Linked DNA regions of Homo sapiens: region 1 is linked to region 2. The links are chromatin contacts, found by Hi-C or POLR2A ChIA-PET in ENCODE. All regions are on one chromosome and are shown on one strand. Each heading gives the region's core, a stretch centred on a gene start or an enhancer-like site at or near the end of the contact. The rest is flanking DNA. Distances are from core to core; before and after follow the strand shown.

The links. A loop is a pair of places that touch in the nucleus more often than their neighbours do. ChIA-PET counts read pairs that join two places held with the same protein, here RNA polymerase II (POLR2A). Pooled maps may share reads with other maps.
Region 1: a map of dorsolateral prefrontal cortex shows a loop between it and region 2 (2.4-fold over the local background). The contact joins two enhancer-like sites. A Hi-C loop is called at or near these places in 1 of 168 maps with a recorded cell type or tissue (dorsolateral prefrontal cortex) and 3 of 50 pooled maps. POLR2A ChIA-PET finds 5 or more read pairs at or near these places in 3 of 52 experiments (H1, OCI-LY7 and naive thymus-derived CD4-positive, alpha-beta T cell).

The regions. Positions count from the first base shown.
Region 1 is chr7:127,985,559-127,989,118 of GRCh38, forward strand. All of the region lies in intron 15 of SND1 (staphylococcal nuclease and tudor domain containing 1), which reads left to right. Among named protein-coding and RNA genes, the nearest start is that of SND1-IT1, 10 kb to the right of the region's middle. Within about 2 kb of position 1,598, at least 3 of the 41 ENCODE cell types and tissues checked have a DNase peak (open chromatin) inside an H3K27ac peak, as active enhancers do.
Region 2 is chr7:127,942,563-127,946,300 of GRCh38, forward strand. The region is part of intron 15 of SND1 (staphylococcal nuclease and tudor domain containing 1); the gene reads left to right. Among named protein-coding and RNA genes, the nearest start is that of SND1-IT1, 53 kb to the right of the region's middle. RefSeq lists enhancers at 882-1,383, 1,384-1,883. Within about 2 kb of position 1,714, at least 2 of the 41 ENCODE cell types and tissues checked have a DNase peak (open chromatin) inside an H3K27ac peak, as active enhancers do.

The DNA.
Region 1 (3,560 bases), core at 348-2,847, 43 kb after region 2:
TGTACTATTTCTTAACATTATGCAACATATAGGCCAAATGGCAAATCCAGTCACCAATAACATACCTTTTACAATAGTAGAGTAAAATAATCTTTCCTAGCTGGTAACTAACTTCATGAGCACAAAGTGTTTTCATCATTGAATCCTCATCTTCCACAACAATCCTCATCTTCCTGGCCCAGAGTAGACATTGACAAGCATTAGTTCAATGGAGAGTAGAGGTCTGCTAGATGAGCTGGTGGATTTTTCAGTGTACCCCGTGGACAGAAGGCAGGTTCTGCATGCCTCCTGTGCCACTGTGATGTCTGATGCAGTAGTGAGAACACAGCGGGCATGCAGTAGACACCGTTGACTAATCCTTCAAACTGTTTTTTGTTTCCACTTGAGTTTTGTCTCCTTCAGCTAATGCCTGGTCTCTTAGTGGTGGAATAAGTGCCACTGGGAAGCTGTCACATACTTCCAGCTAAGGCCAATTTGTCACACTTCCCTTAGCTCCCACTGCCCAATAAAGGAAAAAGTGAACACATTCTGAGTCCTGAGACTTAGTTATCATAAAACTCGAAAAAGAGTGTAAAATACTCAGAGCGATACATAAGTTTCACATAGCCATCAATAGAATCTCTTACAGAGCCCATTGTCTTGTCATTAACAAGAATGTGTACTTCTTGTTCCAAAGCTGACTGACCAGAGTATTTGTGTTAATTGACCTAGTTAGTCAATGTCTCTAAATGTATAATTTTTTTAATAGAATGATTGCTCCATAGCCCAGCATTTTGTTGGATATTTATACTCCATGAGTCAAGGCTTGGGTGAGGAATCTCAAAAGGGTATAACCAAAATGGTAAGATTTTGTGTCCAGAGAAGGCCTTGCATATCCTTCATTTTATAGACAGATGAGGCCTGGATAAGTTTAATATTCTATCAGTGGCAGAGCAGAACCCAGAATCATGATGTGCTGATGGCTAGCAATGAATTTTCTCTTCCTAAACTATACAGAGTCAGGCAGAAACCTCTTTTTACTTGATTTTATTTCCTTTTGTTTTGTTTTGTTTTGTTTTGTTTCAAATAGCCATGGCCAACCATTCATATCCCAGAAAGTCTAGAAAAGGTATGAAAAATAATGAGTTTTTGCTTATAGGCAGATGGACCTGTAGAGTTTGAAAGAGGTCAGGAGCAGCAGCCACATGGAGCAGGAGGTGGGGCAGGCATTTGTCTTACCTGCCTCTCCTGTGCCTGCCCTTGTGGAAGTCAGCTGAGTCCCCCCATGGGGGATCTGTCTTTGTTCTGGCACACCCCATGATAGAGAAGGAAAATGCTCAGGAATTTTTGGGATTTTTTTTTAAGTGTAGTGTTTTGTCTTCTTTTGTGTTTATTAAAACAAAATAGTTTGTTTCTTAAAGGCTTGTGTCAGAGGTAAGCTTGGCACTTCTCTTGCACCTGTGGCATTTGAGGCACAGCTGAGTTAATATATCTTTATCAGCAGGCAGCACTGCACTGGTATGTTATCAGAAAAGACAGCTATTGGTGGTAACATGCAGGATCCAGCCAGGCACTTTCTCAACTGGCTGGGGAGAACTTCTGCAGCTCCAGTGATATCTCACTTCATATTTACAGTCTGAGGCCCTGTGTGGCTTGGGAGCGCTCCATTGCTGCCTGTCAGCCTGCCCAGCTGAGCATCAGCAGCCTTGGGTTTGCTTTCTTAGAACCCAACTTTCTTTCCCTTCATCTGTTTTCTTTAACTTTTATTTTTAACGTCCATTTTATTGCATCACCAGCCCAGCAGTGCAGGCATTGCTTGAGGAAAGGTGCAGCATGGATTAGGTTGACTTGCTCCCTGAGCTCTTGGGAGAGGAGGGCACAGCATAATAACTCTGCTCGCTGCCAGCATGTGGCTTCATCTGGCTTTCAGCAGCAACGACAACTGACTTTTTGGCTCAGAATGTTACCATTTGTGTGGTCTCCTCTCTACCAGTGGACAGCATATTTTTTGCTCTGTTCCTTGGTCCCTTAGTACACAAAAGCAAGTCTAGAAACTGGATAAACCCTCAGTTGGAGCACTTTTTTAACTCTGCAAGAAAGCCATCAGGACCTGCCCCGTCCTTCCATCCTTCTGTCTTTACACCTCAGTCAATACCAGTGTTTTTCAAACTGGGTATTTGTCCCACTAGAGGTTTTAAATCAATTCAGTGTCATAGCCGTTTTGTTTTTTTCCTTAATGAAATGGTGAACAGAAGAGAGACTGTCAGTATAACATATACTGACATATATAACTAACATATATAGTCAAGATTAACCATTGTTTTGTGGAAACGTAATAATTGCTAAGCTGGCCTCCAATAAAAATAACCCCCCAAATAAATAAATGAATACATAAATACTGCTCTGCAAAAGGTAATATCAAGATGGCAGAGAAGGAAACCTCAGGAAATGGTCTTCCTGCCTAAATAATTGCACTGGCAGAATCTGCCTGATGTGACTGTTTTGAGACTCTGGAATCTATTGAAGGCTTCTTACTTCCATTGGTTGTCTACAGGTGTTTGTACCCATATGTAAGTGTGTATGTTGGTCACAGTAAGAATAAAAAGTTTGAAAAACGCCCATCTACAGTATCTTCTATCTGTAGATGTAGCTCGGCTCGGCAAATTTCTAATACTCAGACATTCAGATATCATAAAGCCTGTCCTGCTCTCCTGGCCCTGACTTTGTACCTTAGTCTGGGAATAGATTCTGCCTCTGCCTGATGGGAATGGATGTGAATGGATGTTTACTTATTTCCACTTGAAAAAGGGCACAGAAGCACCCTACTTCGGCTTCCTACTCTTGTCGTGCTAGGGCTTAACTGCTGGGAAGTGGACTAGCAACGTAACAAAGGCCCTTCTTTGCCTTTGTGTCTACATGGAGTGACTGGGATTTGGTTTTCACAGGCCCAGAGGACTATCTCATGAAAAATGTTTTGAATATATTTCTGCTTGATTTGTTTAACACCCTGGCCCACTGAGCCATCATGTTTTCTCAATTTAATCACTTGGTGGTCTCCAGGATTCAGGGGAGCAACTGCAATCTCTGAAGCTTCACCAACCTGGTGAGATTTCAGAATACCAAGAGAGTGACAAAGGAGTAGAGTGGTACTCAGTAAGTGAAGCTCGGAAATCTTTTATGCCCTCATAGTGAAAATTCAACCCCTTAGTTCCTGCTGCCCAGTGCAGTACCCTAGCTACATCCCAGTTCTAGTCCCCAGTTCATAGCAGCCCCACCCAACAGCACCCCAGTCCTGTCCTGCCCAAATGGCTGCTAAGAGTCAGAAACAAACTGAACACTTGTTTTAGCATTATGCCTGTTTCTGCAACAATGCTTTTTCTGTGGTTATGTGGCAAGATTGTTCAATGGAATTGTTTATTTTTCTCTCTGATGATTTTGTTCTTGCTTAGTTTGCAGATATAAAAAGAAAAGTGTTTTTGGCTATTGATGTAAAAAACATGGGCCATCTTTCATTCCATTTTTCTCTAGCCTCATCTCTCCCTGTAGGGTTAATCTCAGGCTCCTTGGCTCATGAGTTTATT
Region 2 (3,738 bases), core at 464-2,963:
AGGTCTGTGTTTGTGCCATTTTGCTTTCCTCTGTGAGCTCTAATTTTGGTTCTCTGAGTTCTGTTGCAGAGTTTCTTCCTGTTGGTGAATGCTAACTTTTAAAACATCACATGAAAAATACAGGGAAGTCATACTGGAGGTAAATGTGCATTGTTGTTAGGCAAGCACAAATTCTGCAGTTGATAGAAACTATTTTTATTTCCCCACTTTCTCCCTAAAGGTTTTCTCTGATATAATCTTCATTCTTCTAATAGCTGTTGGAATAACCAAGACACGAAGAGTTGCATTTGATGCTGATAATCCAAGTACAGATGATACATTAATTCAGAACCTGATCCCTTTAAGGAGTCTCATTGCTGCACATGGCATATTATACATTAATAATATGGGGTAATAGCATTCTGAGCCTCTTACGTGGATCCATTTCATGCTATGAGGTTGGCCTCACAGTGAACATTGCCATATCATACTCACTCCTTATTCCCTTAAAGAATACATCTTACTATTGGAATGAGTGCTGGGTGGTTGGTAGCTTTGGTTCCTTCAACACAGTAGCACTTGAGCTGTGCCACTTCACAATCCAGTTCTACTTCATGTTTGATACAGCTTTGTATATTTCTTTTGATTCTATTAATCATTGTAATAATTTCTTACCTGGAATCTATTGATTCATAGTTTCTAAGAAATCCATACACAGCACATCAGAGCTCCAAGTGGGGTCCAAAGTCATGTGAGGGGGTCCTTAGTTCCCACCTCACCTCAATCTTCACATTAGTTCATTTTCCATAAATAAAAATACTCATGAAATTCTTTTGAAAAAGTGATGGGCAGGAGGACAAGACAAAATTGATAAAGAATTGTTACCTATCTCTGTATTTATCCTACGAACGTGGTCCATTTTGGGTCCATTGTTTGCTGTGCCCTTCTGTGTCTTCCATGAAATCCAGGCTCCAGACATAGGCCTTTGTGCTTCAATCTTTAGCTTCTTTTGGTCTCTGTGCCTGTTACCTGGCAAAGTTGTTCTCTAGAAACTGGTCAGCTGTGCCTATGAGGGCAAGTCTAGATCTCGTGGAGGAGATGAGTGGGACTCTAGAGACTTGAGAGAGGTAAGACAGAACAGGAGGTGCCATTGGCTGGCATTACCTGTGCAATCAGATGAAGGTGCATTTGGATGGTGTGGCAGCAGGCACCTAGATGGCACTCGGCACATTCATTTGGTAACGTTTAGAAATTGCTCCTTAACTGTGCTGATGAAAGCAGTTTTGACGAACAACTCAATAAAGAGCCATGGAATCCCACAGAATATGTTTCATTTTTTCATTACATTTGTTAACCCGTTGGAGGGCTGATTGCTGCCAGTCACTCCTCATCCTGCTGAGCTGGTGCCTCAGAGGAGGGCGGATGTGGCTCGACTGCGTTCCCTCAGCTGCCAAGCCATCCAGCCCTCTTGCAGTTCTCTGCATCTACTTCCACTATGCCATTGGCTCCTGACGGAAACCTTGAATTAAGTGGGTTAGAAATAAACTGCTTGAATGCATTTGTGCAGATAGCTTCTCTCACCAGCTATCTGAAGTGCTTTTTGAAATACACGGGAGCCCTTTGTAAGCTGCTTTATAAGCTGTGAAGTCCATTGTTGCTGCTCTCTGCAGCCAGCGTGTCTCTAACCTAAGTAATGTCTACTTGGCTCTGGGCCAGGACTTGGTATTGGAATCTGGCGTAAGCAGCAAAGCCGCCCACCAGAGTCACTAGCAGCTGTTGCAAGTTGGAGGATTTGCAGAAATTGAGATTGCTGTTCCCAGATATTGGCACTTGCCTGGTGATGAATGACCGAGTCTGTGCAAAGGGACTCTGTATGCTTTCCTTCAGCCTTTTATTCTCAGCCCTCTATTGTGGCGCCTGCTCAATGGCCCCGTTGTGGAGGAGGGTGGCTGAATGGAGGGGTGAGTGGCCTGCCTCTACTGTCATTCCCTCCCTCAGTTGGCCTAAACTGAGTCATTAATAATAGCTCTTTGATCCCCTGAACCGGTTCTTGGGGCAGGAATTTCATGGCACATAGCACAAATGCCAAAGGCTAAGAATCCAACCTTGAGAGAATAGAGAAATGAACTTCACCTGAGAGTGAATTGAGCCCTGCATTGATTACTGTAGTGCCCTTTTGCCTTAATCCACCCATCTGCTCCAGAATAGCCAGGGAGGTAAGACCAAGACCAGAAAAGGTCTATTCAGATAAGGGGTAGTGTTTATTTCTGATATGATTGCCCAAGAATGAACTTTTCAGAGGGTAATGCCACCTCGTATAATTTCTTCTTATCACATATTCCCATGCATATTCATATATGCATATGCTGAAACCAGTGTTACAGTGCCATCTTCCTAGAGATTACACTGCAAAGAAACAGCCTCAATTAACTGCCATCCACCCTCCTGACTACATCCCCCTCTATCACTCCCTCTGACATCACTGTTTCATCATCAGATTGTAAGATGCTTGAGGGTAGGGACCTTGTCTGTCTTGTCACTGCTGAACCCACCATAACACTGCCTAGAATAGTGCTTCACCAAGTCAGCACTCACTAGAAAGTTCTTGGATAAATGAATGAGCACTGATGTTTCTTGGCTAACGTTTTGACTCTTTTAAAATTTAGAAAGGCTGTGCGTGGTGGCTCACGCCTGTAATCCCAGCACTTTGGGAGGCCGAGGTGGGCGGATCACGAGGTCAGGAGATCGAGACCATCCTGGCTAACACGGTGAAACCCCGTCTCTACTAAAAATAAAAAAATTAGCCAGACATGGTGGCGGGCACCTGTAGTCCCAGCTACTTGGTAGGCTGAGGCAGGAGAATGGCGTGAACCCAGGAGGCGGAGCTTGCAGTGAGCCGAGATCGCACCACTGCACTCCAGCCTGGGTGACAGAGCGAGACTCCATCTCAAAAAAAAAAAAATTTTTTTTTAGAAAGCAAAATAACCCTACAGTTTCCATAGAGAAAGAGTGCTAGAGCCACAGCAGCCCTGCAATCACATACGGAACCAAACTGGGTGTCTCTCAGGAGAACTGGATTAATTCCTAGATCTGCCCCCAAAGTAACAGAGCCTTGAACAGGTCACAGAGCCTCGCCAGGCCTCAGATTTTTTTCACAGAATAAGTGGTTTGGATTAGGTTTCTCTAAGATTCATTCCACGTCTGAGTTTCTAATAATAGTTTTCACTTAATGAGTACTTACATGCTGTGGATTAACTCATTTGATCCTTACCCACAGTCCTGTGAGGCAGGCACCATTACACTACAGTCTCCATTTTGCAGATGAGAAAACTAAGGCCTGGGAAAGTTAACTCACTTACTAAATAAATAGCAGAGCATATTTTCTTGATCTCCTCATTTAGAACGCAATGCCCTAATTGACATTGAACATATTTATCTCCAGGTAACAAGGGACCTTTCCAATCTTCCCTCCATTCACTGCATCTGCGTGTACTCTCTTATTGGCTAGGAATCAATCTGGTACTGCCTTTCTTTTGGGATGATCAAAAGCAAAGCATAAGAATGGGACAGTGGCAGTGACCCTAAGTAGGAAGTGTAGTAATGAAGGTATGAATTTTTAGTTGTTTGGGGGTTTGGATTTGTTTTATTGTCCCCAGAGATGACACCAATAGGAACATATCTAAGATGAGAGCATGGCTAAGACATGTGATCATAGAGCAAGAGAGAGCAGGTCAGACCTGTGGGATGGGTTTATGAGCT